Linked DNA regions of Homo sapiens: region 1 is linked to region 2. A link is a loop called in an ENCODE intact Hi-C map of the cell type or tissue named here. Cell type or tissue: PC-9. All regions are shown on one strand. Links, peaks and the distances in the headings refer to the core of each region. The heading gives the core; the rest is flanking DNA. Region 1 has its middle 16 kb from the start of OR8S1. Region 2 overlaps ADCY6-DT (ADCY6 divergent transcript).

Region 1 (9,992 bases), core at 776-8,775, 250 kb after region 2:
GCACATTGTGCACATGTACCCTGAAACTTAAAGTACAATAAAAAAAGAAAAAAAAAATAAATCCAGTATACAACGGCAAGAAAAAAAAAAAAGAATCATTGTTTATATTCTTTGTAAATTTATAATTAATGACAAAGAATTTGTGAGGTTGGTTGTAAGCTGTAGACTATCTGGTGTGCTTTGCATGTCTTTCTCGTTGGTTCTGTCAAAGAAAGAGTATCTTAGTTTAGGAAGCAGTCCCAGGACCCCATAAGCCTGCTGTTCAAGCCAGCCCAGCAAAACGATCAGTAACAAACTGGGTACAGGACTCCGTCTTGTTTCATGTCCTTGGGAGCATAACCTGTAACCACGTGGCAATACTTTTGAGGCAGAAATCAGAGAAATAAGAAAATAAAATTAAAAAGAAAAAGAAATAAGCTTTCCTATATTTCCTATATTACCCTTCCCAGCCTCTGGTAGCCATCCTTCTACTCTATGTTCATGAGTTCAATTGTTTTGATTTTTAGATCCTACAAATAAATGACAACATGCAATGTTTGTTTTTCTGTGCCTGGGTTATTTCACGTTACATAATGATCTCCAGTTCCATCCATGCTGTTACAAATGACTGGATCTCAGTCTTTTTAATGGCTGAATAGACTCCATTGTGTATGTGTGGTACAATAGTCTTGATTACCATAACTGTATAGTAATTCTTAGAATTGGATAATGTGAATCTTCCAATTTTGTTGTTTTTTCTCAGAATTGTTTGGGCTTATTCTAGTACCTTTGCCTTTACATATTCACCAGTTTCCTCAGGGTAAGGTTTTGAATCTGTTTTCCTGGCTACAGTGGGATTGCGCCAGTACCCTCAGAGTAGGGGCTTTGATGAATTACCTGCTTCTGGTTTAGCCTTTTGTTCTATACGGGAGACAAGAGAACCGGGTCTGGGAGGATTTAACAGTGGCTTCTGTTCTCCTACCCCAGCTAGAACTATGGGGAGAGATTTTCTTGAGAGCCTCATGGAGCTCCTGGAGGAAAAGGCTGGAAAAAGTTGGGAACCCCTCTATGATTGTGACCCTCAGGAACTTCAAAGTCTCATACTACCATACACTCAGTCACCAGCAATTTGTCAAAATTTCCAGTTTAATCTTCCTACTTCTTTACATAACACCCAGCAGCTTCTGTCCTAGGTAAGCAAATGCTCAGGTTCAGTGTCTCCTTGCAGGAACCTGCCTCTCCAGATTGATTTCTGTATGGCCATCTGCCCTGTGACCTCAGTTCTCTTATGGTCCAAGAAAAGTTACTGATTTTCAGTTTGTTCAGCTTTTTTTTTTTTTTTTTTTTTAAATAAGAGTGGGAGTGACATCTTTCCAGCCCTCTCCTTTTTTTTTTTTTTTTTTTTTTTTTTGAGACAGAGTCTTGCTCTGTCACCTAGGTTGGAGTTCAGTGGCACGATCTCAGCTCACTGCAACTTCCATCTCCCAGGCTCAAGGGATTCTCCTGCCTCAGCCTCCTGAGTAGCTTGGGTCGCAGGTTCATGCCACCACACCTGGCTAATTTTTGTATTTTTAGTAGGGATGGGGTTTTACCATGTTGGCCAGGCTGGTCTCCAACTCCTGACCTCAGGTGATCCGCCTGCCTCTGCCTCCCAATTTGCTGGGATTACAGGCGTGAGCCACCATGCCTGGCCTAGCCCTCTGCGTTTTTGAGTGGAAACTGGAAGTCTGAGTTTTAAGATAATAAAATCAGAGCTCCTGGTTCCAGGATGCCTTTTATTGTGCTGTATTTGAATCTGTAATTCCTCTTCATATATATTTTTTTCAGGCCAGGCGCAGTAATCCCAGCACTTTGGGAGACCTAGGCAGGTGGATTGCCTGAAGTCAGGAGTTTGAGACCAGCCTGGCCAACATAGGTAAACCTCATCTCTACTAAAAATACAAAAAATTAGCTGGGCATGGTGGTGGGTGCCTGTAATCCCAGCTACTCAGGAGGCTGAGGCAGGAGAATCACTTGAACCCAGGAGATGGAGGTTGCAGTGAGCCAAGATCATGCCATTGCACTCCAGCCTGGGCAACAAGAGTGAAACTTCATCTCAAAAACATTATATATATATATGTATTTTTTTCCATGGTAGTTGTTTTGGTCCATGTGTATCTCCTTCAACATTTTTTAATGGGGTTGTTCTGATTATTCCTCTTGATGGTTGTCTTTCATTGCCTGTTTGTACTATTGTTTCGTTTGCTCATTGTGGCAAAAGACTGGCTATTTCAGTTCTTTAAGTGGTAACAGTCTCATGAGAGAAGGGAATCTCCGCCTGTAGTGTAGCACCAGATAAGTTGCCAGTCCCACTTCCAGGCACCCACCTCTGCACTCCAGTTTTATGCTTTCCCATCCTCAAGACAGGGAAAACTTCCTCTGTTTTAGTTCTTCCTTAGATGCTTGGGAGTCAGATAGAGAGGTGCATTTACATGGGGCAATACCAACCTTTCAGCTGTATATCCATCACCCGAGTGCTAATGTTCCTGGAACATCCATGTTCAGCCCCCGGATAGAAAGGGTCACACACGCTGCAGCAGCTGCTGCTGCTGCTGCAGACGGGACTTCCATGGGACCTGGGGCTTTACCACTCCCACCTTCCGATTGCTGTAGCTGCAGCTTAGCTCAGGAAAGCCTTGGACTTGGGATTAGAGAGTATGGTGGGACATGTTCATGTTAGATATAGATAATATTAGATATATTAATGGTCAGTCATGCTGCATCTTCAGTTGATTTTGCATATCATTAGCTTATTCCATTAAATACTAATTATATTATTTAATAGAAAAATCTATTATTTTCACTTCGAAGTTTTATGAGACTTTATTCAAGTCCTTGAGTACTTATGATTTATTCTCCCTCCAGAAAAAATTTCCTCAAACCCAGATATCTTCTAATGTCCGCCTTTCTCAAAATCCCCAGCAAGCTCTTTGGTTATGGGCTTAGGGCAAAATAACCCTAGCTCATTTAGACTTCATTGCAGTCTGAATGACCAACCTACAATTTCTCCCCTTGGCTCATGAGAAACCCTCCCTGCTAACCTTCTGGGCCTCCTTGCTGACCCCACACTTGCTATTCAGCTCCCAATAAACTGCAGACTTCCTGAGGGTAAGAGGTTTTTTTGTACTAATGATGACAGTTAGACAGGACTCCATTGATAAAGAAGACTCCAGGGACCCAAAATGACGTTGCTTACAAATCTATGATTTGCAGGAAAAATGATACAAATGTAGCAACAGCATTAAAGTAAGGATATGCACCACAGCCAAAAGCTGCCTCCCATCAAGGAGTCCTGGAGACAGCCCTGGAGGGAGCTCCAATATTCTTCCCCCTACAGGGTCATACTAGCATGTGCTCACTCTCTTGATTAGAAACCACCAATGTGTATGTGAAACACATCAGAACCAGGAGCTCAGACAATCTGGGTATGTATGACACGTCCTTCCCTTGATCCAGTCTAGTGAACTAGCAGCTGCCCCATGAACTGTCCCTGCAAAGGTAGCGGACAACTGAAGATCCAGTGTAAGCCCAAATATTCCCTTAGGAGCTGGCAAACATTCTTCCCTACTCAGCAGTGTTCAAGGACAGGAACACTGCACCTTGATCTAAAACCCTCAGGAGCCATTTCAACAAGGGCTCAAAGGGAAGCTGCTTTTAACACTACAAAATGTCTCAATGATTTCACTTAACAACCCCTTACTTTCATGTTTCCTTTTGCCGTCCTTCCATTATCAGTCAGCTTGCCCCATTTGAAATGTCTTTTTTTTTTTTTTTTTTTTTTTTGAGACAGAGTCTTGCTCTCTCACCAGGCTGGAGTGCAGTGGCATGATCTTGGCTCACTGCAACCTCCACCTCCAGGTTCAGGTGAGTCTCCTGCCTCAGCCTCCTGAGTAGCTGGGACTACAGGCACGAGCCACCACGCCCAGCTAATTTTTTTTTTTTTTGTATTTTAGTAGAGATGGGGTTTCACCATATTGGCCAGGTTGGTCTCGATCTCATGACCTCGTGATCTGCTCCCCTTGGCCTCCCAAAGTGCTAGTATTACAGGTGTGAGCCACCATGCCCGGCCGATAACAAATCTTTATTAGCAAAGAACACAGAATAAACAACTTTACAACCAAAAAGTAATTTTTGCCATAAAAAGGTGGCATATATATATATATATAATGGCTGAGGAATAACCAAAACTTGCCATGTAAGGCCAGTAAGAAAATTCCAACAATTAACAAGAATGCAATTTTCAATGGCCCATTAATTACAGAAAAATTAAACAACTACATCAAAATTAAAATTGCCTACATATTAGAAATACATTTCAACTTAACTAAATATCTTCTTAGTAGTAATTAGTCTCATAGTTACAACCCGGTGTCAGGTTATGGTTGCCCAGCTTCCTTTGGTTGGAGCGCCGTCTCCTGGCCAGAGAATGTGAAGCTCAGCCAAAGGAGATCTTTGGGCTTCCTTTTACCTTTGCTAATGCAGCAACCGTGGAACTGAATTTTAGTGGACCTGCCACTGGATTGAAATTTCCTGCCAATCCATTTTACTAGCTCCTGAGGTTTCAGTTTTATAATTTTCAGATCTCACTGGGAAGGTTTATTATCAGCAAGTGATTTCAAAGCATGTGCTACTTCAAACTAAGGGCAAGTAGGCAACCAACCACATGGCGTCAATGATTCATTTTCATCCTCTTTATCGGAACCACCCCTTTTCTATCTAAATAATGCCTTAGTTATAGTTTTAGCTAAAAATGAGTTGGGGAGACAAATTTCTAATCCCACATATGATGCTGGCTGGCTGAACTAATGGCAGCAGTTAGGCAGAGAGTAATGGCTAAGTCCAAAACACCTAATTTTTCTTCAATTGCAAAGTCCAAAAACACTTCTGGTCCCTCACAGGACCCCAAATAATGATGCTTACCAACCTATGGTTACTTTGGGAAAAGGATACAACACAGAAGTAACTTGAAGTAAGGAGAAATGTCACAGCCAAAGGATGTCTCACACAAGGTGTCCAGTGAGACCTGGCATGGGTTCCAGCTGTCCTCTCTCTATAAGGTAATGCCAGGACCTGCTTCACCCTCAGATCAGGAATCAGCGATGGGTAATGAGCTCAGCTAACTGTAAGAGCAAGGCCTTCTCCATCTTCTCCCCACAATATCTGGTGAATTCTATTATACAAGACAGGCTTAGTCAGCTGCCTTAGCACCTCGATGGTTTCTGTGTGTGACCAGGACTGCATTGTAACACATGCAGTCCTGCATTATCTTTGCAGGACTGCATTGTAACACTTTTAAAATTCATAATCTATAGCTTGATTATTGTGGAAGTCAAGCAACAAAATGATAAAATTCGAACTCTGTCTGAAAATCTGTAAAGACACTAGGTAGTTCATCATTTTTGTCTCCTGTCCAAAGACACAGATGTCTCAGGGAGTAAAGGTAATGTCAACACAAACTTGCATTTTCTTCTTTTTTTTTTGTTTTTGAGATGGAGTTTTGCTCTTGTCGCCCAGGCTGGAGTGCAATGGTGTGATCTCAGCTTACTGCAACCTTCACTTCCCAGGTTCAAGTGATTCTTATGGCTCAACCTCCAAGTGGCTGGGATTACAGGTGCCTGCCATCATGCCTGGCTAGTTTTTTGTACTTTTAGTAAAGACAGTGTTTCACCATTTTGTCCAGCCTGGTCTCAAACTCCTGACCTAAGGTGATCCACCCTCCTCAGCCTCCCAAAGTGCTGGGATTACAGGTGTGAGCCACCGTGCCTGGTCTAACTTGCATTTTCTTGATCAGTGGTGTATTGTAATTTTTTAGCCCACAGACTCAGGTATGCAAAATATGATTTTATTTTAAACACATTTTGGAGATACACATTTTGGATGAGTATCTCTCATCCAAAATGCTTGGGAGGGAATGTTTTGGGTTTCACAGTTTTTCAGATTTTGGAATATTTTCATCACACTTGCCAGCTGAGCATCCCTAATCTTAAATTCCAAAATTCAGATGCTCCAGTGAGCATTTCCTTTGAGCTTCATGTTGGTGCTCAAAAAGTTTTGAATTTTGGAGAATTTTGGATTAGGAATCCTCAAACTGTATTAATTTATCTTTCAAGCTTCTGTTTATGTCTGAAGCAAAAATTTAATTCAGTCATGTTAAGTATGAACTCAGTGGAAAATTCTGTGATTTCTCAGTCATTTAAGGTTTCATAACTATACATTAAGATTTTCCCCTTCTTGTCTCTTACTGGGGGTTGATGTTATGCTGACCCTAGAGTAACTGTGGTGTTGGTGACCACAGGCATCTACTCACTGGTGGCCTGCCTTGGTTCTATGCTGATTTCCTGCTCCACATGTGACTCATCCCCTCTGGCCCTCAGGTGTGGCCCTCTCTCTCCTGGTAATCTAGCATGGCGTAGATGATCCTTATCCAGTTGCTGGCAAGGCTGTCCAAGGCATATTTGCTAAGTCAATTTCCTTTTGTTCTGGTCATAAGACCCTTTGTGGGTGTAGTATACTATTAGAGACATACTGTGGCTACAAGATTAACAATAACCATAAGGCCCACTCAAATATCACACATGGCCCACACTATATGTCACTTAGCAGTATGATGCAAGGTGGCCTGGGGATTTCCAACTCTGGCCAGAGTATTACTAGGACAAGTTGCATCATCATATATAGTGTAGGTCCTGTGAGATGTTTGAGTGGGCCTTATGGTTATCATTAATCTTACAGCTGCAATATGTGTCTTATAGTATACTACAGTGGGCTGCTAACTCTCTCGTAAGCTGACATTCTTTTTTTTTTTTTTTTTTTGAGATGGAATCTCCCTCTGTCACCTAGGCTGGAGTGCAGTGGCGCAATCTTGGCTCACTGCAACCTCCGCCTCCCGGGTTCAAGCGATTCTTCTGCCTCAGCGTCCCGAGTAGCTGGGACTACAGGTGTGCGTTACCATGCCCGGCTAATTTTTGTATTCTTAGTAGAGACGGGGTTTCGCCATACACGCCAGGCTGATCTTGAACTCCTGACCTCATGATCTGCCCTCCTCAGCCTCCCAAAGTGCTGGGATTACAGGTAGGAGCCACCGCACCCGGCCTGTAAGCTGACATTCTTGCCCTACTAGTAGTCACTGCCTTCCCCTGTCATTCTAAGGCTAAGGGGAACTCAGGAAAGGATCTCTTACCTCTTATACCTGTACAATTCATTCTTCCATTTCTTGTTCATAGTGGTTGCACCATATTTTGCAGGGAAGTTCTCAAGGGACTTGCCATTTTTCTGGGTCCCAACTAACCTTATGATGATAAGAAAGAGAGAGGACATGTTTTGGGGAATGAAAACATGATGCTTACCATTTAGCTCATTTAGCTATGCTCATTTTTCTGCCCAAGTCCACTTCTCATTTCTCTTTTCATGTACTCTTTAGGGACCAACCTGAGTGGGAACAGAGGTGAAGCCAAGGCTTAAGAGTGGTGGCAGCAAGAGAACTCCCACGATTGCTAGTCATGCTAATTTAGCCTTTCCACCATTTTCCTTTCCTTTGGAGTTTGATGGATACTTTCTGTGTAAAGGGAAAGGATACTTAACCTAAACTATTGATTGTTCCACCACTTGAGTTCTAGGGCTATTGTAATAAGTCAGAGTTAAGTAGAGAAGCCTGACCCTTCTGAAATGTCTACTGAATTCTATTCCCAAACCACTTGTATCACATATAGTATGGTATCACTGGATCAGAAGGGAGTCAGTGATTGCCTGCCTTATTTCCTCTCCCTTCTGACACTTATCCCCACCCCAAACACTTGTAATTCTTTTCAAATGAGATTCAGTGTTTTTGTGGGGTCATTCCTATGGGTCTGAGATGTAAACACAGATACCTAGGCACAGTGACTGCGTTGAGGGGTCATCTGAAGGCATGCAGCCTCCTTGTATATCCTCATTCTTAAATAGGAAAAATAAATGTCTTTTCAATATTTCATTAAATACACCAATACATCCTTCCCCCCAGCTTTTATGAGGTATAATTGATGAACAAAAATTGTATATATTTAAGATATGCAAACTGATATTTTGATATATGTATACATTGTGAAATAATCACCGTAATGGAGCTAATTAACATATCCATCATCTCCATACTGCTTTTCATAGAGGTTGTACTAATTTACATTCCCACCAACAGTGTATAAGCATTCCCTTTTCTCTGCATCCTCACCAACATCAGTTATTTTTTGTCCTTTGAATTCTAGCCATTCTGACTGGTGTAAGATGATATCTTATTGCAATTTTAATTTGTATTTCTCTGATGATGAGTGACGTTGAGCATTTTTTCCTATACTTGTTGGCCATTCATATGTCTTCTTTTGCAAAATATCTATTTACATCCTTCTTTCACTTTTTTTTTTTTTTTGAGATAGAGTCTTGCTCTGTCACCCAGACTGGAGTGCAGTAGTGCAATCATAGCTCACTGCACCCTCAACCTCCTGGGCTCAAGTGATCCTCCCACCTCAGCCTCCCCAGTAGCTGGAACCACAGACTCACACCACCATGCCCAGCTAACTTTTTAATTTTAATAGAGACGGGGTCTTGCTACATTGCCCAGGCTGGTCTTGAACTCCCGGCTCAAGTGATCCTCCTGCCTCGATGTCCAGATGTGTTGGGATTGCAGGCATGAGCCACTGCACCTGGCCATTTGCCCACTTTTAAATAGGATTATTTGTTTTTGTTGTTGTTGTTTGCATTCCTTGTACATTCTGAATATTAATACCCTGTTGAATGCATAGTTTGCAAATACTTTCTTGCATTCTGCAGGTTGTCTGTTCATGTGTTGGTTATTTCTTTTGCTTTGCAGAAGCTTTTTAGTTTAATTAAATCTCATTTATTTATTTTTGTTTTTGTTGCTTGTGCTTTTGAGGTCTTAGTCATGAATTCTTTGCCTAGACCAATGCCCAGAAGAGTTTTTCCTAGGTTTTCTTTTTTTTTTTTTTTTTGAGACAGGGTCTTGCTCTGTCACCCAGGGTGAGTGCAGTGGCACCACTGCAGCTCACTACAGCCTTGACCACCCGGGCTCAAGCGATCCTCCTGCCTCAGCCCCCTGAATAGCTGGGATTACAGACATACACCACCATGCTTGGCTAATTTTTATACTTTTTGTAGAGACAACATTTTGCCATGTTGCCCAGGCTGGTCTCGAACTCCTGAGCTCAAGTGATATGCCTGCCTCGGCCTCCCAAAGTGCTGGGATTACAAGAATGAGCCACTGTGCCTGGCCTAGTTTCGGTCTTTTAATTTAAGTCTTTAATCTATTTTGAGTTGATTTTTGTATATGGTGAGAGATATAGGTCCAGTTTCATTCTTCTGCATATGGTTATCTAATTTTTTCAGCACTTTTTATTCAAAATGGTGTCCTTTCCATAATGTAAGTTCTAGCTGGCTTTGTCAAAATCAGTTGGCTATAAATTTGTGGCTTTATTTCTGGGTTCTCTATTCTGTTCCATTGGTCTATGTGTCTATTTTTATACCAATACCATGCTGTTTGGTTACTATAGTGTTGTAATATATTTTGACATCAGGTAATGTGATGTGGGCTGCTTTGTTCTTTATCCTCCAGATTCTTTGGCTGTTTGGGCTCTATTTGGTTCCATATGAATTTCACAATTGCTTTTTCTAATTCTGTGAAGAATGATGTTGGCATTTCGATAGGGATTGCATTGAATCTGTAGATTGCTTTGGGCAGTATGGTCATTTTGATGATATTAATTCTTCTGATTTGTGATCATGGGATGTTTTTCCATTTGTTTGTGTTGTCTACAATTTCTTTCATCAGTGCTTTGTTGTTTCTCTTGTAGAGATCTTTCACTTCCTCGGTTTAATTTGTCACTATAGGTATTTTGTTTTACTTTTGTAGCTATTGTAAATGGGATTGCTTTCTTGATTTCTTTCCTAGTTAAATTACTATCATTCTATAGAAATTCTATTAATTT
Region 2 (9,992 bases), core at 781-8,780:
TTTTAAGCGAGTGGTTGGGATAGAATCCTAAAGAAATAAAACTTCCAGTGTGGGGGCGGGGTGGGGGGGAGACGACCCTTGTCCCCAGTGTTACTCCCAAACATTTGTGTGATATGCCGGCAAGGATCAGGGAGATAACCGATTTCAGTTATCTGCACTCACATACAGGCCCTTTGAGGCTTGTGAGATGAGAAAGTTTGATATTGTTAATCTTTTCAGTCTCTCTCACCTCTTACACACATATACAGAGCTGGCTTCCTGGACCACTTCTGGAAAGAGCAAAATCTACTTTTTCCATGGCAACTATTTAGCCAAGGAGACTGGGAGTAAAAGGGAGGATGTCCCTATGACCCTCTCCTTACTACTCTAAAATATCTTTTTTTTTTCTTTTGAGGTGGAGTCTTGCGCTGTTGCCCAGTCTGGAGTGCAGTGGCGTGATCTCGGCTCACTACATCTTCCGTCTCCTGGGTTCAAGCGATTCTCGTGCCTCAGCCTCCTGAGTAGCTGGGGTTACAGGTGTGTACCACCACACCCAGCTAATTTTTGTATTTTTAGTAGAGACGGAGTTTCGACATGTTGGCCAGGCTGGTCTTGAACTCCTGCCCTCAAGCCATCCACCCACCTTGGCCTCCCAAAGTGCTGGGATTACAGGTGTGAGCCACCATGCCTGGCCTTTTTTTTTTTTTTTTCTTTTTTGAGTAAAATATCTTAAAGAAAAGTGTGGGCATCATGATAGTCCACCAAGAAATACTTCAGTAGTATCACTCAGAAAGAACATATTTCAACCACCATATGATCTGGCAATCCCACTATTGGGTATATATCTGAAGAAATAAAACCAGTATGTTGAAGAGATATCTGCACTCCCATATTTATTGCAGCTTTATTCACAATAGCCAAGATATAGTAACTGGGCACAGTGGCTCACATCTATAGTCCCAGCTACTCTGGAAAGCTGAGGCAGGAGGATTGCTTGAGTCCAGGAGTTGGAAGCTGCAGGGCACTATGATCATGCCTGTGAATAGCCACTGCCCTCCAGCCTGGGCAACAAAGCAAGATCTGTCCTTATTAAAAAAAAAAAAAAAAAAAAAAAAAAAAAAAAAAAAAGGCCAGGCGCAGTGGCTCATGCCTGTAATCCCAACACTTTGGGAGGCCAAGACAGGCAGATCACAAGGCCAGGAGTTCAAGACCAGCTTGACCAATATGGTGAAACCTCGTCTCTACTAAAAATACAAAAATTAGCCTGGCGTGGTGGCGAGCGCCTAGCTACTCACGAGCCTGAGGCAGGAGAATTGCTTGAACCCAGGAGGCAGAGGTTGCAGTGAGCCAAGGTTGTGCCACTGCACTCCAGCCTGGGCGACAGAGCGAGACTCCGTCTCAGAAAAAAAAAACAAAAAAAACAAAAAACAACACACACAATAGCCAAGATATGGAATCACCCTGAGTGTCCATCAACAGAAAAATGGATAAAGAAAATGCAGTATACAGTATATATATTATGTAATAATATTCAGCCATAAAAAAGAATGAAATTTTGCAATTTATGGCAATATGGATGAACCTGGAGGATATTATGCTAAGTGAAATGAGCCCAGCACAGAAAGACAAATGCCATGTGATCTCTTTTTTTTTTTGAGACGGAATCTCTCTGTCACCTAGGCTGGAGTGCAATGGTGTGGTCTTGGCTCACTGCAACCTCCACCTCCTGGGTTCAAATGATTCTCCTGCCTCAGCCTCCCAAGCAGCTGGTACTACAGGTGCATGCCACCACACCCGGCTAATTTTTGTATTTTTAGTAGAGACGGGGTTTCACTGTGTTGGCCAGGCTGGTCTCGAACTCCTGACCTCATGATCCGCCCGCCTTAGCCTCCCAAAGTGCTGGGATTACAGGCATGAGCTATTGCACCTGGCCATGATCTCATTTATACGTGGAATCTTAGAAAGTTGAACTTGTAGAAAAAGTAGAATGGCAGTTACCGGAGGCTGGGGAGTGGGAGGATTGGGCCGAAATGAAGTTGGCCAAAGGATACAAAATCTGTTAGATGAGAGGAATAAGTTCAAGACATCTATTGCACAACGTGGTGAATAGAGTTAATAGCAATGCATCTTATACTTGAAATTGCTAAAAGAGTAGATTTTAGGTGTTCTCACCACCAAAAAAAAAAGATAAGCATGTGAAGTGATGCATATGTTAATTAGCTTGATTTAACCATTTCACAATGTATACATATTTCAAAACATGTTGTACACAATTTACGTACATATATATAATTTTTATTTGTCAATTTAAATAAATAAATAAATGTTAAAATTAGGGGGAATTTCTTAGTGTCAAAATAACATTACCCGGCCGGGCACGGTGGCTCACGCCTGTAATCCCAGCACTTTGGGAGGCCCAGGCGGGCGGATCATGCGGTCAGGAATTCAAGAACAGCCTGACCAACATGGTGAAACCCTGTCTCTACTAAAAATACAAAAATTAGCCGGTCTTGGTGGCACGCGCCTGTAATCCCAGCTACTCAGGAGGCCGAGGCAGGAGAATCACTTGAACCCGGGAGATGGAGGTTGCAGCGAACCTGAGATCCTGCCACTGAACTTCAGCTGGGTGACAGTGCGAGACTCCGTCTCAAAAAAAAATAAAAAAATAAAAAAATAACATTACCCTTCCCTAACACAATTAAACATAATTCCATCTAATATCCAGCACACTTTCAAGTTTCATCATTTGTAAGAGGGGTTAACTTTGATGGGTTTGGGTGGGGGAAGAATTTAAAAAGCCCTCAAGAAGGAAGTGGCATTTTGAGGAGTCCTTGAAAGATGACTAACAGCTACCACATTGTGACAGGCAAACCTGAGATGGCCACAAATGATCCCCACGTCTTGGTATTCATGCCCTTGAGTAATCCCCTCCCCTTGACTGTGGGCTGGCCTAGAGACTTACTTCTGATCCATCAGAAGGTGATGGACGGCACTTCTATAATGAGGCTATAAGAGACCATTGACTTCTGTTTGCTAGCGGAATCTCTTCTTGCTGGCTTGGATGAAGACATGCTGCCATGTGGCAGAGGCCTAAGGGAAAGGTGCCTGAGGCCCTCAGTCCAGCAGCCCAGCCCATATGGAACTGAATCCTATCAACGACCACATGAGCTTGGAATTGGATCCTTCCTTATTCCAACCATAGATGAGACTGAAGCCTCAGCTAACATCTTGCTTGTAGCTTTGTGAGACCTTGAAGTAGAGGACCCCACTGAGCTATGCTCAGTCTCCTGATAGGCAGAAACTATGAAACAGTAAACGTGTGTTGCTTTAGGCTGCTAAATGTGTGGTAATTTGTTACGCAGCAATAGAGAACTAATACACTTGTTTAATAAAAATGGCCTTGTGCATGGAAGTCATTGCTATCCTCCCTTTTTTACTAAGGGGGAAACTAAGGCCCAGAAAGGCTTGATGAATTGCCCAACACATACCAGTCATCTTGATTGTAAAAACAGAAACAGACTCCAACTAATGGGAGCAGAAATGACATTTGTTGGAAGGATAGTGAATAACTTGCTCACAGAACTGATAGAAAGGCAAGAGTATAAGGCGTAAAAAACAGGCAGGAACAAAGAGAAATTAGGCAGCAGGAATGATAGGAGGGTCAAGTTCGGGCTTCTGACACTGCTGCTGAAAGCAGAATGAATTCTAAACCGCTCTTGCTTCTTCACACCCCCCAGCTCCAGACTCTAAGCTTTTGGTAGGAGTGGCCAGTCATCTGAGCTTGGGTCAGCGGGTTGGTGACTGGGATCAGTTCACAGTAGGTGCTCAAACATGGTTAATTCAACTCATAAAAGACGAATCTGGCATTGCGTATAAAACTAGATGGAGGGTGCGCTCATCCCTCCAACACCCAGAGACCAGTGTTCCAGCCCTTCCCTGATTTCCAGAATTTCCCATACTGCCCCTAGGAGCCGTGAGCCAGAGAAGACTATAGATTGAGTAGCGAAAAGTTGGGAACTAACTATGGGCTGCAGTACCATGATTGTGCCACCAGAGGGCATACAAGACCCAGACATTTACTAAGGTGGGGACGAGGGAATAGGTGCTGGCGGAATGGGATAGTGAAGACTGAGGAAGTCTGGGCTCTGGAAACCCAGAGAAGGACTAGCAGTGGTGTGGGCACCAAGAGTTGCCTCATCCTCATGGCCCTAGCTGTACTCCCTCTCCACTCTGGAAGCTTTGGGCTCTCCTGGTCTTTGCTCTGAGACCTTTAAGAGGACTTTGGACTCTTCTTTTTATGGCATCAATTCTCCAACTGTAAATACTGCCCCCACCCCATCAGTTCCAGATCGGCATTGGAATAGAGTGCAGGGGTGGGTAGGGTGGGGTAATGGGTGTGCCTCTCGCCCTGCAAATGGGGTGAGGTTGGGATGGGCAGTAGCTTCCTCAAACTAGAGCTCCTATGGCAGTAGGGCAGAAGGAGGTGGAGTGGGCCTTCTCCTCTGGGCTGTAACTTCCAGTGCGTAGCACAGCGCCTGGGACGTGGTAGGAACTCAATAAATATTTGTCGATTGTTGATAATTATTTGATATGCATAAACCATGCAGAGAGAGCCAAGGCAGGTCATTAGGGTACTCCAACTCCAAAACATTTCCTGAGTCCTTCCACTTCTCAGCAGCCCCGCCCTCTATCACCATCCTTGTCCAAGCCACTGTTTCCACCTGGACCACTATAATAGCTTTCTAAGTGGTTTCCCTTGCATCCCTTGATCCCACAATTTATTCTCCACTCAGCAGCTACCATGATCCTTTAAAACCATAAATCAGATCGTGCCACTTCTGAGCTTAACACCTTCCAAAGGCTTCTCATTACACTTTCAATGAAATCCAAACTCCTTTCCCTGGCCTAAGAGCTTCTCCACTAGCTAGGGCATGCCTCCCTTTCTGACCTCATCTTATACTTTCTTCCTTCAACACATGGGCTTCAGCCTCACTGACTTTCTGTTTCTTAAGCACCGTGAGCTTGCTATTGCCTTAGGGCTTTTGCATTAGCTGTTCCCTCTGAAATGCTCTTTACCCAGATTCTTTGCATGGCTGACTCCTTGTCATTCAGGTCTGCATGTACATAGCACTTCCTTATAGGGACCTTTCTTGACAGCCATACCTAGGTTTCTACCCCAGTCACTTCCTATCGATCCTGGGTTCTAATTGTCATCATAGCACTTATCATCAACTATCTTCTCATCTATTCTTTTTTTTTTTTCCCGAGATGGAGCCTTGCTTTGTCACCCAGGCTGGAGTGCAGTGGCAGGATCTCAGCTCACTGCAACCTCCGCCTCCAGGGTTCAAGCAATTATCCTGCCTCAGCCTGCTGAGTAGCTGGGATTACACACACCCGGCTAATTTTCGTATTTTTAGTAGAGATGGGGTTTCACCATGTTGGCCAGGCTCGTCTTGAACTCCTGACCTTGCAATCCACCAGCTTTGGCCTCCCAAAGTGCTGGGATTACAGGCATGAGCCACCATGCCCAGCTTATTCTTTTTTTTGTTTTGTTTTTTTTTGAGACAGTGTCTCGGTCTGTCACCCAGGCTGGAGTGCAGTGGTGCAATCACGGCTCACTGCAACCTTGCCCTCCTGGGCTCAAGTGATCCTCCTGCCTCAGCCTCCTGAGTAAGCTGGAACCACAGGTGCACAGCACCACACTTGGCTAATTTTTAAAATTTTTTAGTCGAGATGAGGTCTCGCTATGTTGACCAGGCTGGTCTCAAACTCCTGAGCTCAAGCAATCCTCCTGCCAAAGTGCTGGGATTATAGGCATGAGACACTGCACCTGGCTCATCATTTTTTCATAAGTTTTTAAATAATTTTTTTTTGTAGAGATGGGGTCTCACCATGTTGCCCAGGCTGGTCTCAAACTCTTGGGCTCAAGTGATCCTTGTGCTTCAGCCTCCCAAAGTGCTGGGATTGCAGGTGTGAGCTGCCATGCCCAGCCTCATCTATTCATTTATTTCTTGTTTCCTCCCACTAGAAGGTAAGCTTAATGAGACTAGGAACTCTGTCTGCTGAGTTCAATTACTGTATCCTCAGCACCTATTAATAGAAGAGTGCCTAACACATAGTAGCGAGAGTAGGTGACAGGGCGAGACTCCATCTCAAAAATAAATAAATAAATAAATAAATAAATAAATAAATATGGGATGAATGAATAATGGATCTAAGGGGATGGGGAAGGGATTTTGTATCCCCCTGGAGTTGAGCCCATTCTCAAGGGTAGTGGTGGTGGTGGCGGTGGAAATGGAGTTGGCCAGAGCCTATTCCAACCCTGGAAGTAGAAGGGGTTGTGAGTCTCTGGAGTGGTGATGGTGGTGGTGGTGGTAGCAGCAGTGATGTTAGGGGTAGTGAAACGGACAAGGCATATTTGCTAGATTGAATGAATGTGTTTTTTTTGTTTTGTTTTGTTTTTTGAGACGGAGTCTCACTCTGTTCCCCAGGCTGTAGTGCAGTGGTGCAATCTCGGCTCACTGCAACCTCTGCCTCCCGAGTTCAAGCTATTCTCCTGCGTCAGCCTCCCCAGTAGCTGGGACTACAGGCGCGTGTCACTATACCGGGCTAATTTTTGTAGTTTTAGGAGAGACGGGGTTTCACCTTGTTGGGCAGGCTGGTCTCAAACTCCTGACTCAGGTGATCTGCCCGCCTTGGCCTCCCAAAGTGATGGGATTACAGGCACCAGCAACCGCACCCAGCTGTGAATTGTTTTTATATGTCTTTCTTACTTTCAGAAAATAAAATGTGCAGACTTTTGGTGTTTTTTCTTTTTTTTTTTTTTTGAGACGGAGTTTCGCTCTCGTTGCCCAGGCTGGAGTGCAATGGCGCGATCTTGGCTCACCGCAACCTCCGCCTTCCAGGTTCAAGCAATTCTCCTGCCTCAGCCTCCCGAGTAGCTGGGATTACAGGCATGCACCACCATGCCCGGCTAATTTTGTATTTTTATAGTAGAGACGGGGTTTCTCCATGTTGAGGCTGGTCATGAACTCCTGACCTCAGGTGATCCTCCCGCCTCGGCCTCCCAAATTGCTGGGATTACAGGCGTGAGCCACCGCGCCTGGCCAAATTGTGCAGACTTTTGATCTTTAAGACAGAAAAGCTAGGGAATGGTTGTTTGCATTGTAAAAGGAATCTTTGCTTTGTAAAAGGGCGTAGGCAGAGGCTAGTTTAGCTGTAACCCAAACAACCCAAGGAAGGCTCAGGGCACTCAAGCCTATCCGTTAGTTACATTGCAGGGTGTTTTCAACACTGCTTATGTATAGAGTGTTGTCCAGATACACTTTTGGCTGTGTGAAGCTTACACTTACATATAATACATTCTGCTTGTAAGAGTTTCCTCTTCCTGAAAATGAGAGATTGAAAATACATCACTCTTGTGACTATGGTCTGTATTATTAAAAAAAAAAAAAAAAGGTCGTTGAGATCAAGCAAGCTAGACGTGGAGAAATACAGTTCCTGCTGACTGCCTCTCTCTTTCTTCTCTTTGTCAGAGTTAAAACCTTCCAATTGGCCATGCGCGGTGGCTCATGCCTGTAATCCCAACACGTTGGTAGGCCACAACGGGTGGATTGCTTGAGCTCGAGTTTGAGACCAGCCTGGACAACATGGTGAAACCTGTCTCTATTAAAAATACAAAAATTAGCCGGGCATGGTGGCAAGCGCCTGTAGTCTCAGCTACTTGGGAGGCTGACGTAGAATCGCTTGAACTCAGGAGGCAGAGGTTACAGTGAGCCGAGATCGTGCCATTGCACTCCAGCCTGGGCAACAGAGCAAGACCCTGTCTCAAAAAAAAAAAAAAAAGTCCTAATATTCTGTAGTGCTAGAAATAGATTTGATGGTGGCCCTGCCCTGTCGGAACTTAAGACTCTAATATTCATGTCCGGCATGCACCTGTAATCCCAGCTACTGGGGAGGCTAAGGCAGGAGAATCACTTGAACTCAGGTGGCAGAAGCTGCAGTGAGCAGAGATCGTGCCACTGCACTCTAGCCTGGGCAACAGAACGAAACTCGGTCTCAAGAAAAAAAAAAAGATTCTAAGGCCAGGCACGGTGGCTTCACGGCTGTAATCCCAGCACTTTTGGAGGCTGAGGCAGTTAGATCACCTGAGGTCAAGAGTTTGAGACCAGCCTGGCCAATATGGAGAAACCGTCTCTCTACTACAAATACGAAAATTAGCCAGGTGTGGTGGTGGGCGCCTGTAATCCCAGCTACTCGGGAGGCTGACACAGGAGAATCACTTGAGCCTGGAAGGTGCTGGGACTATAAGCACGTATCATCACGCTGGGCTAATTTTTTTTTTTTTTTGAGACAGAGTCTTGCTGTGTTGCCCAGGCTGGAGTGCAGTGGCGCAATCTCAGCTCACTGCAACTTCCGCCTCCCAGGTTCAAGCGATTCCCTTGCCTCAGCCTCCCTAGTAACTGGGATTACAGGCGCGCGCCACCACTCCCCAATAATTTTTGTATTTTTAGTAGAGACGGGGTTTCACCATTTTGGTCAGGCTGGTCTCAAACTCCTGACCTCGTGATCTGCCTGCCTTGGCCTTCCAAAGTGCTGGGATTAAAGGAATGAGCCACCATGCCCAGCTAAAATTTAATTTTTTTTTTTTTTTTTGAGACGGAGTCTCGCTCTGTCGCCCAGGCCGGACTGCGGACTGCAGTGGCGCAATCTCCGCTCACTGCAAGCTCCGCTTCCCGGGTTCACGCCATTCTCCTGCCTCAGCCTCCCGAGTAGCTGGGACTACAGGCGCCCCCCACTACGCCCAGCTAATTTTTTGTGTGTTTTTAGTAGAGATGGGGTTTCACTGTGTTAGCCAGGATGATCTTGATCTCCTGACCTTGTGATCCGCCCGCCTCAGCCTCCCAAAGTGCTGGGATTACAGGCATGAGCCACCGCACCCGGCCTAAAATTTCATTTTTTAACGCATATTTATCTCAATTGTTTTTTGCATTTTCCCCATGTGGCTCATGAGCACATTATTCTAAGCGTAAGTGGTAGATAACCTGATTCAGGTATTTTGAAGAGGAAATTTTGATAGCAAAAACAATTTTTTTTTTTTGAGACGGCGTCTCGCTCTGTCTCCCAGGCTGGAGTGCAATGGCGTGATCTCGGCTCACTGCAACCTCCGCCTCCCGGGTTCAAGCGATTCTCCTGCCTCAGCCTCTCGAGTAGCTGGGACTACAGGTGCCCGCCACCACGCCCAGCTAATTTTTAATAGAGACGGGGTTTCACCATGTTGGCCAGAATGGTCTCGATTTCTTGACCTTGTGATCCACCCGCCTCGGCCTCCCAAAGTGCTGGGATTACAGGCGTGAGCCACCGCGCCCGGCCAGCAAAAACAATTTTTAAGGAAATTTTGAAGTGAGAAGTCAGGCAAAGAGGCCCCAAAGATCAAATTGCAGGCCAGGCCTGCACAACTGAGAAATGAGAAAGTACCACTTTCCCATTTTCAAACATTATAACAAACATTTCTCTATCTGATTCTGAAAACCCTGTAAGAAAGACAAGGCAGATGGTTTTATTCCCATTTCAAGAGATTGATGATTTACCCAAGGTATATAGTTTGCAGGTACACGTGGCTGATAAATGTTGGAAACTGGCTTTCCCAACTCTTCTTTTCCTTGCCTGAAGCTCTGTCCTGGACTTAGGAATCCCAGTGGTGATTTGGAGTGGACAAGACTTGAGTCTTGAAGGACAGGACTGCAGGGAGGGCTGGTCCTGAGGAGGAAGCATCTTCAGATACCTAGGTCTTGGGATCTTGGGTGGGGAATAGGCTGCTTGGGGAAGGGCTGAATTGGAAGGAGGAGCTAGAGGTCTGACTGAGGGAATGGAGAGGGGGCCTCAAAAGGAAGCCAGGCAGGCTGCCTTCTTCCCAGCTCCAGAATGGCACCCCCTCTAAAGTCACACTCACCTACGTACATCCTGGAGTGAAACTCCTTCTCCTTTCTGCTTCCACCATTACTCTAATCCTC

The links. Peaks named below come from ENCODE experiments on the same cell type or tissue, not always from the same donor. Only the 100,000 strongest peaks of a DNase experiment are listed, where the experiment ranks them.
Region 1: a loop joins it to region 2, with 13 times the contacts of the local background. A loop is called at or near these places in 18 of 110 quality-filtered maps.

The regions. Positions count from the first base shown.
Region 1 is chr12:48,536,940-48,546,931 of GRCh38, reverse strand. No RefSeq gene overlaps it. Among named protein-coding and RNA genes, the nearest start is that of OR8S1, 16 kb to the right of the region's middle. RefSeq lists a silencer at 4,398-4,507. In PC-9, for the core only: a CTCF peak has its summit at 4,429 (motif pointing left); a DNase peak (open chromatin) is centred at 6,371; H3K27ac peaks cover 1,946 bases; H3K27me3 peaks cover 387 bases.
Region 2 is chr12:48,790,059-48,800,050 of GRCh38, reverse strand. ADCY6-DT (ADCY6 divergent transcript) reads right to left here. Exons shown (of 3, transcript NR_110019.1): 2 at 9,932-9,992; 3 at 9,516-9,738. Among named protein-coding and RNA genes, the nearest start is that of ADCY6-DT, 5.9 kb to the right of the region's middle. RefSeq lists a silencer at 3,891-4,185. In PC-9, for the core only: CTCF peaks have their summits at 3,816 and 4,020 (motif pointing right); DNase peaks (open chromatin) are centred at 2,900, 4,080 and 5,040; H3K27ac peaks cover 2,036 bases.